Regions from separate parts of the Homo sapiens genome. Here region 1 is linked to region 2. The links are chromatin loops, found by intact Hi-C in ENCODE. Cell type or tissue: mammary epithelial cell. All regions are shown on one strand. Links, peaks and the distances in the headings refer to the core of each region. The heading gives the core; the rest is flanking DNA.

Region 1 (5,000 bases), core at 1-5,000, 170 kb before region 2:
CTAACGTACCTGATTCCATTCCTCCAAAACTGTAAGAAAATAAATGTTTTATTTTAAGCCACCATGTTTCTGCAATAACAGGTAATATAGCAGACATGTAAACATATCTACGAAAAGTGATTTAAGACCCCTTGCAACTGATAAAAATAGAGTATAAATATCTGAACACTTAGAGACCATATTTGGAAAGGAAACAAACATTAAAAATGAAGAAGTAAGTAAATAAAAATAGAGACTGCACTTTGACACATAATTAAGATTTAAAAAGGCATTGGACATGCCTTTCATCTCAATCACTAAGACATACTATGCAGGCAATTATATATGTTTATGTGAGTATAAACCATCATTAAAATAAAAAGTCAATTATTAAAAATAATTTATCAGCCGGGCGCAGTGGCTCACACCTGTAATCCCAGCACTCTGGGAGGCCGAAGCAGGCAGATCATGAACAAAAGCACAACAGAATTTTTACTTTAGTTCAGCATAAACCAAAACTCCATACTGTGTGTGTATATACATATATATTTCTTTCAGCATAATTTTTCAAAGCATAATAAAATATATTCTGGCTTAAAATTGTAAAATCTAATTAAAGGTCTGCTTGTTTAAACACTGGTGTCAACCCACTCTAGAAACTGTATAAAGAAAAACATACTAGAAAGCATTTAAGACACAGATAACAGTTCTTGAGTCTCAAAATATGAAAAGTGCTTTTAGTTATCCTTAGTTGTTTTGTTTTTTCATCCATTCAACAGGTATTTAACTGGGTTTAAGGTAAAACAGACACTGTGGTAGGCAAGTAAAAAAATAAAGAAAATAAATCCTTGATTTCCAAGGAGCTACTACAGCTAGGAGGAGCTTAACCATTCCATCCTTTTTTACAAATAAACTGAATGCCACAGCTAGACACTTCTGTAAGTTAAACAGGGGTCTGTTGACTTCCAGATAGATCACTCTAGCCATCTGTAGTTTACTCAGCCTAGTAAATGCTTTACATCATTATTAGAACTAGACACTGCATCAAACCAAGGAGGGAAATACTACAAAAAGTGGAACAAATACAGAGACTTGCAGTGGCTATAAGCCAAGCCTAACCTATATGAACTGGAAGTCCCCTCAAGTCTAGTATTAAATGCTTCTAATACTTAAATAAATCAAGCAGGGATAATATACAATGGTGATATTTATTGGTACTATGTAATTAAGGAATATTTATAGCACAGATCTATAATGAAGCCTCACCCTATATAAGCACATTCTTTTCCTTTATAGTCTTCAATCTTTGAATCTCAAAAGATTAGCCCCTATGGTAAAACCTTCGAAAAACAAAGGATGAAAAAACTAAAATCCACCATCCTTTTCATTTACTTCAAATCTACACTGAATTAGATGTTTAATGACTTCAGGAACAAACATAACACATATTTCAATTTAGTCCTTTAAAATATAAAGATAAAATGGTCTAGAGATAAAGAAGGATAAATGTAATAAGTAACTGGTTTCATGAAGGAAAAAACTGTAGTTACACATAAAGTACTCCTCTTACCACTATCAACAGCTTCAACTTCACGGTCAATTGCATCTCTGATCATTAGTGGGTGGATGAAGAACTGCGCCCATCTGAACAAAAAACAAAACTGGCATTTCCGTTTTTGTTCACTTTCATCAATCAACATCTATTATTTTAATTAAGAAACTTACTAAGTTGGAGATTTAATTCACAATCCTAAGTATATAAAATCTAAATAATCTGCATTTCTATATTTTAAACTAATATCTACATGTTACTTTAACTTTTTCATTGTGAAATATATTTAATAACAATCATACAGAAAAGTTAACAAAACATGAACATATAAACTACACCTGAGTGGCCCACCCAGGTGAAGAAACAGACCATAGTCAACACTCTAGAAGCACCCAGCTCCTACCCTTACCTCAAGAAATATCCTGAATGTATAGCAGTAATTTCTCTCCTTTTCTTTATAGTTTTATTACCTATATACCTATTTCTAACCCAATGTTTATCAACCCTTTTTATTTCCATTTTCAACCCTTAGGAGCCTTTTCGGAAATGTTCTCCTATTCATTCCTTTGTAAAATTGTAATATCACAGATAGTCTATTTATGTAATGTTATGTATATCCATGTTTTTATAGAGTATATAAAGCTTACTTTTTTAGTTCAATGCAAGTTTACAGATGACTAAAAACGTTTCAGTTAAAAGTTAAATTAGAATTTTAAAGACTTGGTATTTAAGTTAATCTTATAATTTCATCTGCTTTTTAAATTAATTTTTAATTATATAAACTGTGATGTATCAAATTACATATACAAATTACCACTTATATAAATACATAATAGCAATGCAATTAAATTGTTAAAAATTATTCAAAGATTGGTGTATTGGTGTTTTTCCAGCAAAATAGAATGATTTAAAAAATTAATTTCCTAAAATGTTTAGTAAACTTTTTTTTTTTTTTTTTGGATATAGTGTCTCACTCTATCACTCAGGCTAGAATGCAGTGGCACAATCACTGCTCACTGCGGCCTCAAACTGCCGGGTTCAAGCAATCCTCCTGCCTCAACCTCCGAAGTAGCTGAGACTAGAGGTGTGCACTACCATTTTTTTTTAAATCTTTAAATTTTTTATAGAGACAGGGTCTCCCTATATTGCTCAGGCTTCTTTAAAAAACTTTTAACTTTTGCTTGCAATAAGGTAACTTTTAACTTAACTACCTGCTAGATATATTGGGGCATTTTTTTTCTTTTCAGTACTTGGTATGATTAATGATGGGTTGGATAATTTCTGTTGACTTAAATAATGAAACTAATTTTATTTAATTCTGTCACCCAGACTGGAGTGTGTAGTGGCACATCACGGCTCACTGGAGCCTTGAACTCCCCAGGCTCAGGTGATCCTCCCACCTCAGCATCCCAAGTAGCTGAGGCTACAGGCATGTACCATCATGCCCTGCTAATTTTTTTCCCTCACCATGTTACCCAGACTGGTCTCCAGCTGCTGGGCTCAAGTGATCCACCTGCCTTGGCCTTCCAAAGTGCTGGGATTATAGGCATGAGTCACCATGCCCAGCCTACTAACATTCTTAAAAGATATTTTTATTTAGTGTACAATTTATGATTCTAGTTATTAGTTGGTAGTTATTTTCCTTCAGAGCACGAAGTTGAGTAGTCATCTGTAAGTGTAACTCATCTTCCTTTGAAGAAAATTTTCTCTTTATCTGGCAAAAATTTTCCATATTTCTTCTAATGTATCCTTTTGGAAGTTATTAGACTTTAACCTCTGATTTGATGTCTTACAACAGGTTCTGAAAATTTTCCAGTGATCAACCCTTCAACTGTTGTCTCTACTTCAATTTTCTCTCTCCTCCTTCTACAACTACAAGTAAAATACATGGGATGTTTTCATTCTATCCTCTATGCTTCATATTCTTTGTATTTTTAATTTTGTGCTATATGCTATATTTGGGTTATATATGTTCTTTATGCTATACTTGGGTTAATTCCTTCTGTCTTATCTTCTGGCTTACTAATTCTATCTTCAACTCTATTTACTCTTAAACTTGTCCATGACATTTTCAATTTTTTTTATCATAGTTCAGTTCAAGATGTATCTTTTCATTTTACAAATTTCCTAGGTCATATTTGACAGTTTCTTATTCCTTGCAAGTATATTCAAATTTGTCTTTTATTTCTTTTTTTTTTTTTTTTTGTGACAGAGTCTCGCTCTGTCACCCAGGCTAGAGTGCAGTGGCACTATCTCGGCTCACTGCAAGCTCTGCCTCCCACGTTCAAGCGATTCTCCTGCCTCAGCCTCCCAAGTAGCTGGGGCTACAGGCACCCGCCACCGGACCCGGCTAATTTTTGTATTTTTAGTAGATATGGGGTTTCACCATATTAGCCAGGCTGGTTTCAAACTCCTGACCTCGTGATCCACCCGCCTCGGCCTCCCAAAGTGCTGAGATTACAGGCATGAGCCACTGCGTCTGGCCTTTATTTCTTAAAAAATAGAAAGTATAATTATTTTAGAAATTGTGTGTAACTATGCCAGTACTTGAGATGTCTCAGAATCTGTTTGTGTTATCTGTTCTCAATCATGTTGTATTATTTTCCTGAGTACCTGCTTATTTTTGACTGAATGTTGGTTATTTTACTTGAAAAAATATTTGTAACAATTTAGGGCCTAGAAGGAAGGCATCTTCCTTTTGAGATGCCTTATGTTTGCTTCTCCCAGGCTCCTGGGAACACTACCAGTTCTGCCCATGAAGCTACAATCAAGACTTGGGGTTCCCCAGAATACTCAGGCACTTGGAATCTAGGCTATAACTACTCAGGACGCCTCATCCTTTTTCACAACCTGAAAGTGAAGATTTTGTATTCCCGCTTATAATGGGGAGGGTCTCCTGTTAGAAGTGGACATCCTAAGCTTTGATATTTGTCACTCTTACCATGAAATACTGATAAAATAAAGTTCAAATTTACTGAAAATAGAAGACGCCACCATGGTAAAGACGGCTTCCATGCTCACTTACTTAACTGGAGTAAAAATTTAGTCATTTCCTCAGCTGTTTATTTAAAAGATACTTATAAACAATGTGGCCTGTGTGAGGGAATCAGATTTTGCTAACCTATTAAAAACAGGTACTTAATCCATGTTATATAAGAGCATATTACACACGTATAAAGGCTTTTCCTTATACATTGTAGAAGTATAATATTATAGCATTTATTATAGTATTTGCACCCTATAATGCTCTACTTATGGCATAAATTTATGATTTGATATTCTCATTAATTTATCCTATTAATGCAGTGGCTTTCTTATTGGGTGGCTTTCTTTTTAAATAAAAATAAATGTGTAAGGTGATATTCTTAGATGCTGAAGCAGTCCTTGTACAAAACATATTTAGAACAACTCTTTAAAAGGAAACAAAACAAATTTCTTAACTACATTTTATACCAAATTTCATCATCTC
Region 2 (11,700 bases), core at 3,128-8,127:
CCTGGTCTCAAGCAATCCTCCCACCTCAGCCTTCCAAGAAGCTAAGATCGCAGGTGTCAGCTTTTTATTGAATGATAATCAGTGGCTTAGAAAATGGCACAAGCGGATGTCGTTTGGAATGTTCAAATTTTCACAAGGTGAATATTTACCCTAGTGTGAGTCCCTCATGGCCAGCTTAGGAACTCAGATGTGTTGACAGGTCAGACATTTCCATCCAACCCATTCAATAGATTGCTCCATGCAATAGGGTAGCTGAAGCAGGTACCTGTGAAACAGCTGAGAAATGTAGGATTCAATGAGAGGAGTGATGGAAGATCGGGGAGGAAAGAGAAGAAGAGGCCAGATGGTCCAAGGCCTTGTACATCATATTAGGGATTTGGGAGCTTACCTTGCAAACAAAAAGATTTTAAGCAATGGAGTAACATGGTTACATATTCTTGTGAGAAAGATAGCTCTGCCTGTGGCAGGGGAATACAACAGATTGGATGGGAAGGATAGGGAGCAGAGAGATAGGAGACAGAGAAAACAATAGAGATTGCTGTAATAATCTAGATAAGAGATGACTAGGACCTGAGCTAATGTCATAGCAATGGGAAAGGTAGAAAGCAGAGGGATTTGATATATATTTAGGAGGTAAAGTTCCCTGGACTTGGTGACAGATTAAATGTGAGATATAAAGAAAAGGGCACCAGCCTAAACAACCAGGTAGATAATAAAACCATTTACTGAAACAGGAAGCAAAGAAGTTGTTTCTGTTATCTATTGCTGCATTTAAAAAACACTCCCAAAAGTTTAGTGGCTTAAAACAGCAATAATTCACTATTTCTCATAATTCTGTGAGTGGCTAACTGCCTCCTTTGCTGGTTTCACCTGCGATCATTCAGGAGCTGCATTCAGTTGGAAGGGCTGCTGGCCTGGAAGGTCTAAGATGTCCTTATTCATAAGTCTGGCAATCAGTGCCAGCTGAGGACTGGCACCCCAGTTTTTCTGCATGTGACCTCTCATCCACTAGTAGGCTAGACCAGCTTACATGGTGGTCTCAAGGCAGCATTCCAAGAGTATAAAGGCAGAAGACACAATCTCTAAAGACCAAGCCTTAGAAATCGCACGACCTCACATATGCTGCATTATATTAACCAAATCAAGTCACAAGCCCAGTCCAGATTTAAGGGGTGGAAGAAATAAATTCCACTTTTGATTGGGAAGAAGAGCGAAGTCACATCACAAAAAGGCACAATATAAGGAACAAGGAGTCTATTGCCTTTAACCAAACTACTACAGGAGTAGAAACAAATGTGGGTAATGAGAGAAAATGATGAGTATCTCAAATACCACCTCCTGCACAAATCATTCCTTCCTTCTCTGTGCTTCAGTTTCTTCATTTGTAAAACGAATGAATGTGCAAGTCCATTCCTCTCACCAGCTGCTGTTTACGAGGTGAAAGTGGTTCAAATCTGCAACAAGGACACTGCTCCATCGCCAGGGCACACACTGTCAGCAGGGGTGGAATCTGAGACACACACAGGGGAAACATTCAACATGTGAATGGTCAGAACCCCGGTACCACCCACCACCCCTCCCTCCCCACCCCAACCCTGCCAATGCTTCACCAAGCCCAGCCCATTCTACTTCCCAGGAACTCTTCATTCCATAGCCACAGTCTCCTCACTATCCTGCTCCTGCAATAGCCTCCAATCTGCCGTTAGTCCGCACTCCACACTGCAACATAGGACGCTTCCTAAAGCCAGCTTGAAACCTCCCATTGCCCTACTCAGAAGCTTATCTGTTTAATAAGCCTAATGGCCCCTGGTGATCTGGTCTCATCTACCCTCCAGCCTCACTGCTGGTCACACCCCCTTCACACCCTGAGCTCCCACGACATTAAACTACTTGCAGTTCTTTGAATGTGGCCTGCTCCATAACATCTTTGTGAATTTGCATCTGTTTTTTTCTCTCTACCTAGAATGCCATTCAGTCATTTATTCAATAAATCGCTGGTTCACTCACCCAGCTAGCAAATATCTCCCGAACACCTGCTGTGCAGAGACGAATAACATATGGTCCCTGACCCAAGGAACTCAGTGTCTGGTGCAGGACAGTAGACTATAAGATCCACTAATCTGTACTCCACAAGAGGAAAGGCCATACTAGTACCCAACACAGGGCCTCCTAAACCATTCTTAGAAGAGCTCAGGGATAAGTATATAAATATTAAATACTTATACTGATGCTGAATAAATAAGTACATAAGTATTAACAAAGGATTTCTTCTCATATCTGCCATCTCATTTAACTTTCACAATGAACCTGTGAAGTTGGGACTGATTCATGCCATCTTAGATGTGAGCAAGTAGTAACTGGCCCATGGTTTCTTAGCTACTGAAAGCAAGGAAAACCAGGACTCAAATTAGCCACAATAAGAGATTTGGTGAGACATGACTATTTTCTCACAGTGGGACAGATCAGCAGAGAGGAACCTGAGATGTTAGACCTGGCCCCGTGCTAGGTCCTGGGATGTAGACTTAAGAATTAATTAAACTGAGCCCCAAGGAAAAGTAGGAGTTAAATGCATGGAGAAGCCACCTAGGCAGATGGGCCAGCATGAACAAAGGCCCAAAGGGTGTGAAATAATGTGAAGTCTTCAGAGAACTTGGAGTCTCTAGAAGCATAGGCATAATGGGCAGAGCAGCAAGTGATGAGTGAGGCAGAAGAGCTAAGTCGGAGCCAGAGGTCAGGCAAGGCCTCGGTGGCCATGCTAAGCACAATGGATTCCATGATCAGGGCAGTGCAGGGCTGTTACAGGCCTTTATCCGAGGGGAAGACTTGGCAAAAGTTGTGTTTTAAAAAGATCTTATAGCCTGCACAATAGGGATTGAATTGGAGGTTCCAAGATACTGGGAGCAGGGACACCAGAGAAAATGCTGGTGGAGTGACTTCAAAATAGCTCAGCTGGCTGTGTGCAGTGGCTCATGTCTGTGATGCCAGCACTTTGGGAGGCCGAGGTGGGCAGATTTCCTGAGCTCAGGAGTTCAAGACCAGCCTGGGCAACATGGTGAGAACCCGTCTCTACTAAAAATACAAAAAATTAGCCGGGCGTGGTAGCACAAGCCTGTAGTCCCAGCTGCTTGGGAGGCTGAGGCAAGAGAATCACTTGAATCCAGGAGGCAGAGGTTGCAGTGAGCCAGGATCATGCACTCCAGCCTGGGCGACAGAGCAAGACTCTACCTCCAAAAAACAAAACAAAACAAAATAGCTAGGAACAGTGGCATGCGCCTACAGTCGCAGCTATTCAGGAGGCTGAGGCCAGAGGACCGCTTGAATCCATGAGTTTGAGACCAGCCTGGGCAACAAAGCGAGACCCCACCTCGACAACAACAAAAGAAAGAGAGATTATAAGACCTGAGCTGGGAAATGCACTGGGACATGAAAGAAACAAGATTTGGTGACTGATTGGATGTAGATGAGGCAAAAGAAAATTGAGGCAACCAGGAGAGCTTTCTAACTTGGGTAGTGTCATTTGCTGTGTGAAAGAGAACAAAAGAGACAGTCATGGGGACAGAGGGGCCAGAAGAAGGGGAATGGTGGTAAAAGCAGCAACTGCTCTGGAAATAATTATTATACTTTATTTATTGTATTTAAATTTAATAGAGGCCATTACTGTCTCAGTCAGGCCTCTCCCACAGAGCCCAGAAGCAGAATCTAGCACTATCCGTCCCCTGTGTCTGCTTCCCTGGCCCTTTGGGCCTCTTTTATTCCAGTTATTAAACAGAGAGAATACCCATTCCATAATTTAACACAATGACTGGATAGCATCCTGTTATCGGAGTATTAGTTTAAAACTTAATCAAGGTTTTAATGAGGAGCCAGAGGAACCTCAAATCAACCCTCCACCAAACCAACATGGGGCCCCCTCTATAGCCCTAATCTGCTCACTTCCAAGGATGGGGAGACCACCTTCTCTAGGGCAGACCACCTTGCCTTGGGATAACCCTTATTGTTAGTAAAGTCCTCTGCTAAAATCTGCCTGTTTGTAGCTTCCACCCTCTGGTCCTAGTTCTTCATCATTATATTATTCGTTCATTCATTGCACAAAGATGTGTTGATCACTTAGTATGTGCCAAGCATTGTACTAAGCACAGAGTACACAAACGTGAACTAAACAGGCAGAACCTCTGCTCAGACAGAAATTAGGAATCTGCAGAGAAGAGACAAACAATAAGTACACAAATTATCTATGATAATTTCAGATGGTGATAACCATATTTAAGGAAATATGCCGAAGAGATGATTATCTTAGGATGATTAAACAGGGACAGCCTCTCTGAGGAAGTGACATTTTAGTTGAGACCTGATGGATGAAAAAGAATCAATCCATTTTAGAGATGATTTAGGAAATTAAGATGCAGAGAGAACAAGTGGTTTTCCCAGGGCAAGACAACGGGTAAACAACTAACTAGAACCTTCCCCCCTTGGCTGGGCACAGTGGCTCATGCCTGTAATCCCAGCATTTTGGGAGGCCGAGGTGGGAGGATCTCTTGAGCTCACGAGTTCGAGACCAGCCAGAACAACATGGTGAAACCTCATCTCTATTAAAAATACAAAAATTAGCCTGGCATGGTGGCGTGCATCTGTAGTCCCAGCTACGTGGGAGGCTGAGGCACGAGAATCACTTGAACCCAAGAGACAGAGGTTGCAGTGAGCCTAGATTGTGCCACTGCACTCCAGCCTGGGTGACAGAGCTAGACTCCATCTTAAAAAAAAAAATTGTGCTCACCCTAGGCACAAAGTTCTTCCTTGGTCTCACATCATCCACCACTGACCAGACCCCTTTCTGGATGACCTCTGTTAAATGAGGGAATTGAATTAAAATAAGTATAATCGTCGGGGTGCGGTGGCTTCCATCTGTAATCCCAGCACTTTGGGAGGTCAAAGTGGGCAGATTGCTTGAATCCAGGAGTTCAAGACCAGTCTGGGCAACATGACGAAACCCCATGTTGACTAAAAATAAAAAAAATTAGCCAGGCTTGGTGGCACGTACCTAGAGTCCCAACTACTCAGGAGGCTGAGGTGGGAGGTTAACTTGAGCCCAGGAGGTCGAGACTGCAGTGAGCCCTGATTGTGCCACTTCACTGCAGCCTGGGCAACAGAGTGAGACCCTATCTCAAATACATAAATACATTAAATTAATTAATTAATATAATATAATAAACTTAAGTTTTGGAAACAGGCAGTTCTGGGTTCAAATCCAACTTTTACCATTCACTAATTATGTGATTGAATTTCTCTAGACCATAGGTTGCTTATCTGTAAAATGAGGATAAGGATTATTTCACTGGCTCATTGAGAGTTAAATTAAAGATGATAATGTATGTAAAATAGGTGGTGCATACTAGACTATTGAATAACATCAGCTACTTTCAGCATGATAACTAAGTACATTATGCTTGCCAATGAGTCCACCTTCAAATATGTGTCCAGGGAATGAAGAACGGTTACCAATGGCTTAGTATCTATAAAACAAGTCAGAGTAGGCCGGGTGCGGTGGCTCATGCCTGTAATCCCTGTGATTTGGAGGCCGAGGCAGGGGGATTGCTTGAGCCCAGGAGTTTGAGACCATCCTGGGCAACATAGCGAAACCCCATCTCTACAAAATACAAAAGTCAGCTGGGTGTGGTGACCTACAGGTGCACCTGTAGTCCCAGCTGTTTAGAAGGCTGAGGTGGGAGGATCACCTGAGCCCAGGGAGGTTGAGGAGTGATTGCACCATTGCACTCCAGCCTGGGTGACAGAGTGAGACCCTCTGTTTCTCAGAAAAACAAAAATAAGACAGATGCCTTTCTAATTTTGGAAGAATGTCTCCTATTTGTCTTTCCTGGAGGGCTTGCTAAGTAAGGGAGGCTGTTAGGCAAGCCTGTGACCTTCGGCAAAGGTAAGTCTCATACTCCCTCTTGTGTCCGAAATTGGAACTGTACTCTCTCTGGACTGACCAGTAACCATGGTGCTGAAATCAACCTGGTTATATGGGCTGAATGGCAGGGAACTAGTGTTTGTTAAGCACCTGCTATATTCCGGGAACCTTCTGAGGTAACTTCCATATATTATCTCATGTCTCATCAACCATTCAACAGAAGAGAAAACTGAAACTCAGCAAGGTTAAATGACTTCTCCAGGTATTCGTGGATAATAAAGTACAAAACAGATCTAAATGGAAAAACTGGAAAAAAGTCAGTGATATTGATTGTACTACAGGATAAAATCCAACCTCCTTAGCAAATATGATTAAATTCTTTTATCTTCAACTTTATTTTCAACCAACTAATCCCCTTGGTCCTTGTGCTCTGGCCACACGGAATGACTTAGAGTTCTCAGAAATTGCTTTAAATCTCAGCATTTTTGCCCAAGCCTTTGTCTCTTTCTTAGGTGACTTCCTCAATACCCCTTCCTAATCTAGAAAATTCCTTCCTACACATCCTGTCATCCCATCCAACTTACTTGGAGATAATTTAATCACCCCTTCCTTTGTACTACTTTTGGACCTCAGACATTATATATATACATATATATTCAATAAATACTTGTGGGATGGCTATATATATTTATATATATATATATACATACACCACATGTATATAATACACACACACACACACACACCAGGTCCTATACACTAGGTTTTGTTTTTTCTTTCTTTCTTTTACAATATCCTTTTTTTTTTTTTAAGACAGAGTTTTGCTTTGTCACCCAGGCTGGAGTGCAGTGGCAAGACCTTGGCAGCCGGGCATGGTGGCTCACGCCTGTAATCCCAGCACTTTGGGAGTCTGAGGCGGGTGGATCATGAGGCCAGGAGATCGAGACCATCCTGGCTAACATGGTGAAACCCCATCTCTACTAAAAATACAAAAAAAATTAGCCAGGCGTGGTGGCGGGTGCCTGTAGTCCCAGCTACTCAGGAAGCTGAGGCAGGAGAATGGCGTGAACCTGGGAGGTGGATCTTGCAGTGAGCTGAGATCACGCCACTGCACTCCAGCCTGGGTGACTGAGCAAGACTCTGTCTCAAAAAAAAAAAAAAAGACCTTGGCTCACTGCAACCCCTCTGCCTCCAGCGTTCAAGTGATTCTCCTGCCTCAGCCTCCCAAGTAGCTGGGGTTATAGGTGCACACTGCCATGCCGAGCTAATTTTTGTATTTTTAGTAGAGACGGGGTTTCACCATGTTGGCCAGGCTGGTATCGAACTCCTGACCTCAGGTGATCCACCCGCCTCAGCTTCCCAAAGTGCTAGGATTACAGGTGTGAACCACCGAGCCTGGCCTCTTTCACAATATCTTCATGACATTCAATATACTAGGTTTTGAAGGCATATCAGTGAACAAGAAGACAGATAAAAGCGCCATCCCGATGGTGGATCTTACACTGAAAGTGTCTAGGCAACAAATGCTGATGGTTTAGACCATGGTAGTAATGATGGGGGTGAAAAGGAGTGAATTCATTTGCTAGGGCTGCCATAACTAAGTAACACAGACAGGGTAGCTTAAACAACAAAAATTTGTTTTCTAAGTCTGGAGGCTAGAAGTCTGAGAACATGATTGGTTTCTTCTGAGGCCTCTCTCCTTGGCTTGTAGATGGCCTACTTCTCCCTGTGTCTTCCAGTGGTCTTCCCTCCGTGTTCAACTATGTCCCAACCTCCTCTTCTGATAAGGATGCTTGTGCTATTGCATTAGGGCCCACCTATATGACTTCATTTTAACGTCATTACCTCTTTAAAGACCTCATCTCCAAATGCAGTCACATTCTGAAGTACTTGGATTAGGACTTTAAAATATGAATGGGGTGGCTGGGCATGGTGGCTATGCCTGTAATCCTAGCGTTTTGGGAGGCTGAGGTGGGTGGATCATCTGAGATCAGAAGTTCAAGACCAGCCTGGCCAACATGGTGAAACCCCATTTCTAATAAAAATACAAAAATTAGCTGGGCGTGGTGGCATGCACCTGTACTCCCAGCTACTCAGGAGGCTGAGGCATGAGAATTGCTTGAACCCGGGAGGCGGAGGTTGCAGTGAGCCAAGATTGCGCCACTGCACTCCAGCCTGGCCAACAGAGCGAGACTCTGTCTCAAAAAAATAATAATAATAAAATACGAATGGGGAATGGACACCATGTATAACAAGGAGTGATTTTTTTTTTTTTTTGAGATAGATTTTTGCTCTGTCACCCAGGCCAGAGTGCAATGGCGTTATCTCGGCACACTGCAAGCTCCGCCTCCCAGGTTCACGCCATTCTACTGCCTCAGCCTCCCGAGTGGCTGGGACTACAGGCGCCCACCACCACGCCCGGCTAATTTTTTGTATTTTTAGTAGAGACGGGGTTTCACCGTGTTAGCCAGGATAGTCTCGATCTCCTGACCTCGTGATCTGCCCTCCTCGGCCTCCCAAAGTGCTGGGATTACAGGCGTGAGCCACCGCGCCCGGCCTCACTTTTCAATATGTATACACTACACTTTAAATACGACAGAAATTTGATACCCAGATTATCCACTTAAAACTAATACATGCACAAGTCCTTGTTAATAGCTGGAAATTTTACATCATTTCGTTTCCCTTTGAACTTGTATTTCTTTCACTCCACCTGAGCCAGAAATTAAAAAATAATAAGTGCTGCATTTATTCACTCCAAGAAAAGTAAAAGCTAAGGCCCAGAATGTGGCAAGGCAAGGGTTAAAAAAGAAAAGAAGAAGGCAGGGCATGGTAGCTCACGCCTGTAATCCCAGCACTTTGGAAGGCCGAGGTGGGTGGATCATGAGGTCAGGAGATCGAGACCATTCTGGCCAACATGGTGAAACCCTGTCTCTACTAAAAATACAAAAACTTAGCTGAGTGTGGTGGTGTGTGCCTGTAATCCCAGCTACTCGGGAGGCTGAGGTGGGAGAATCCCTTGAACCAAGGAGTCAGAGGTTGCAGTGAGCCGAGATCATGCCATTGCACTCCAGTCTGGTGACAGAGCAAGATTCTGTCTCAAAAAAAAGAAAAAGAAAAGAAGAACAAGTTTTCCTCTGCTTAGCAGCTCACTTCAAGGACAGTTATAAGATAACACTCAGAAAAACCAAGGCCAAAGGAATGGGCTCCAGACACCACCCCCTCCCTCCAGAGCAAGGTTGACGGAAAAAAAAAGAGAGGAAGACAAATTCCTTTACTGTTACTCCTTTCCCTGGCTTCTTAAGCATGACTATGTTTTACAAATGTCTGTATTTAGCCAGTTCTTGTTTTTCTTTCGACGCAGCTACAAGGCCACCAGCTATGCAAGGCCACAAGTTATGCACTGTATGATTAACTGCCTTTGTTTTGCTTTTGTAAGCCTGCTTATAAAAACCCTGCTCTGTCTTTGTTCAAGGCTCAGGTTTTTGGATGTGAATCCACTGAGCTGGTGTGTACCTTAAAATAAATATCCTCCTGGTTTCCCATATCAGTCTCTCTGTTCCTCAGTTTACCGCAACACACCCACAGAATCTTAACCTAATTGTGGAGTCCGAATTAGGGAAAAGGCGTTAGGCTGGCGGAGCAGGGAAAAGCAAAAAGACAAGGCAGATAAGCCCTAAGTCTGCCTTTCTTCATGGTCCAGGACACATAGCCCTCCTGTGCAGATAACTCACATAATCCACAATCTTCCTGTGCCCACTTTGTAACCACCCAATGGGTTGACCTTGCCCGCTGCCTAGACAGAGCTTGTGGGGAAAAGCAAGAGAGATCAGATTGTTACTGTGTGTGTGTAGAAAGAAGTAGACATAGGAGACTCCATTTTGTTCTGTACTAAGAAAAATTCTTCTGCCTTGAGATTCTGTTAATCTATAACCTTACCCCCAACCCCGTGCTCTCTGAAACATGTGCTGTGTCAACTCAGAGTTGAATGGATTAAGGGCGGTGCAAGATGTGCTTTGTTAAACAGATGCTTAAGGCAGCATGCTCCTTAAGAGTCATCACCACTCCCTAATCTCAAGTACCCAGGGACACAAAAACTGCGGAAGCCCGCAGGGACCTCTGCCTAGGAAAGCCAGGTATTGTCCAAGGTTTCTCCCCATGTGATAGTCTGAAATATGGCCTCGTGGGAAGGGAAAGACCTGACCGTCCCCCAGCCCGACACCCGTAAAGGGTCTGTGCTGAGGAGGATTAGTAAAAGAGGAAGGAATGCCTCTTGCAGTTCAGACAAGAGGAAGGCATCTGTCTCCTGCCGGTCCCTGGGCAATGGAATGTCTCGGTATAAAACCCGATTGTATGCTCCATCTACTGAGATAGGGAAAAGCCGCCTTAGGGCTGGAGGTGGGACCTGCGGGCAGCAATACTGCTTTGTAAAGCATTGAGATGTTTATGTGTATGCATATCTAAAAGCACAGCACTTAATCCTTTACATTGTGTATGATGCAAAGACCTTTGTTCACGTGTTTGTCTGCTGACCCTCTCCCCACAATTGTCTTGTGACCCTGACACATCCCCCTCTTCGAGAAACACCCACGAATGATCAATAAATACTAAGGGAACTCAGAGGCTGGCGGGATCCTCCATATGCTGAACGCTGGTTCCCCGGGTCCCCTTATTTCTTTCTCTATACTTTGTCTCTGTGTCTTTTTCTTTCCTAAGTCTCTCGTTCCACCTTACGAGAAACACCCACAGGTGTGGAGGGGCAACCCACCCCTACAAGAGCTGATTTATCAAGAAAGGGGAATTGCAATAGAGAAAGAGTAATTCATGTACAGCCATCTGTACAGGAGACTGGAGTTTTATTATTACTCAAATCAGTCTCCCCAAGCATTCTGGGATCAGAATTTTTAAGGATAATTTGGAGGGTGGGGGAGGCCAGTGAGTTGGGACTGCTGATTGGCTTGGTTGGAGATGAAATCATAGGTGGTCAAAGCTGTCTTCTTTTGCTGAGTCAGTTCCTGGGTGGGGACCTCAAGACCAGATTAGCCATTTTATCGATCTGGGTGGTGCCAGCTGATCCATCAAGTGCAGGGTCTGCAAAATATCTCAAGCACTGATGTGAGGTTTTATAATAATGATGTTATCCCCAGGGGCAATTTGGGGAGGGTCAGAATCTTATAGCCTCCAGCTGCATGACTCCACCTAAACCATAATTTCTAATCCTTTGACTACTTTGTTAGTCCTACAAAGGCAGTCTAGTCCCCAAGGAAGAGGGGGTTTGTTTTGGAAAAGGGCTGTAATCGTCTTTGTTTCAAAGTTAAACTATAAACTAAGTTCCTCCAAAGTTAGTTCGGGCATACACCCAGGAATGAACAAGGACAGCTTGGAAGTTAGATGCAAGAGGGAGTTGGCTAGGTCAGATTCCTTTCACTGTCTCAGTTACAATTCTGCAATGGCAGTTTCAAAAATGTTAAAAACTTGGCCAGGCACGTGGCTCATACATATAATCCCAGTACTTTGGGAAGCCAAGGCGGGTGGATCACCTGAGGTCAGGATTGAGCCAAGATCATGCCATTGCACTCCAGCCTGGGTAACAAGACAGAAACTCTGTCTCAAAAAAAAAAAAAAAATTAAAAACATAACTCTCAAACAGATTCTGAACACATACCAACATTTTAATTAATTCATTAACAAAGACCAGCAAGAAGACAAACCAATTCAAAGGATACAAAAACTTGCATACATACATATTGTCAGTGACAAAAAGGAATACTAAAGTAAGATTGCTAAATCAG

What was found. Peaks named below come from ENCODE experiments on the same cell type or tissue, not always from the same donor. Only the 100,000 strongest peaks of a DNase experiment are listed, where the experiment ranks them.
Region 1: it touches region 2 in a loop (9-fold over the local background); 10 of 110 quality-filtered maps call a loop at or near these places.

What each region holds. Positions count from the first base shown.
Region 1 is chr1:51,826,247-51,831,246 of GRCh38, forward strand. It overlaps NRDC (nardilysin convertase), which reads right to left. Exons shown (of 31, transcript NM_001101662.2): 5 at 1,550-1,623. Among named protein-coding and RNA genes, the nearest start is that of MIR761, 7.7 kb to the right of the region's middle. In mammary epithelial cell, for the core only: no CTCF peak of the experiment used is centred there; a DNase peak (open chromatin) is centred at 2,995.
Region 2 is chr1:51,996,529-52,008,228 of GRCh38, forward strand. No RefSeq gene overlaps it. Among named protein-coding and RNA genes, the nearest start is that of RAB3B, 12 kb to the left of the region's middle. RefSeq lists enhancers at 8,231-9,075, 10,709-11,003. In mammary epithelial cell, for the core only: a CTCF peak has its summit at 5,953; a DNase peak (open chromatin) is centred at 5,953.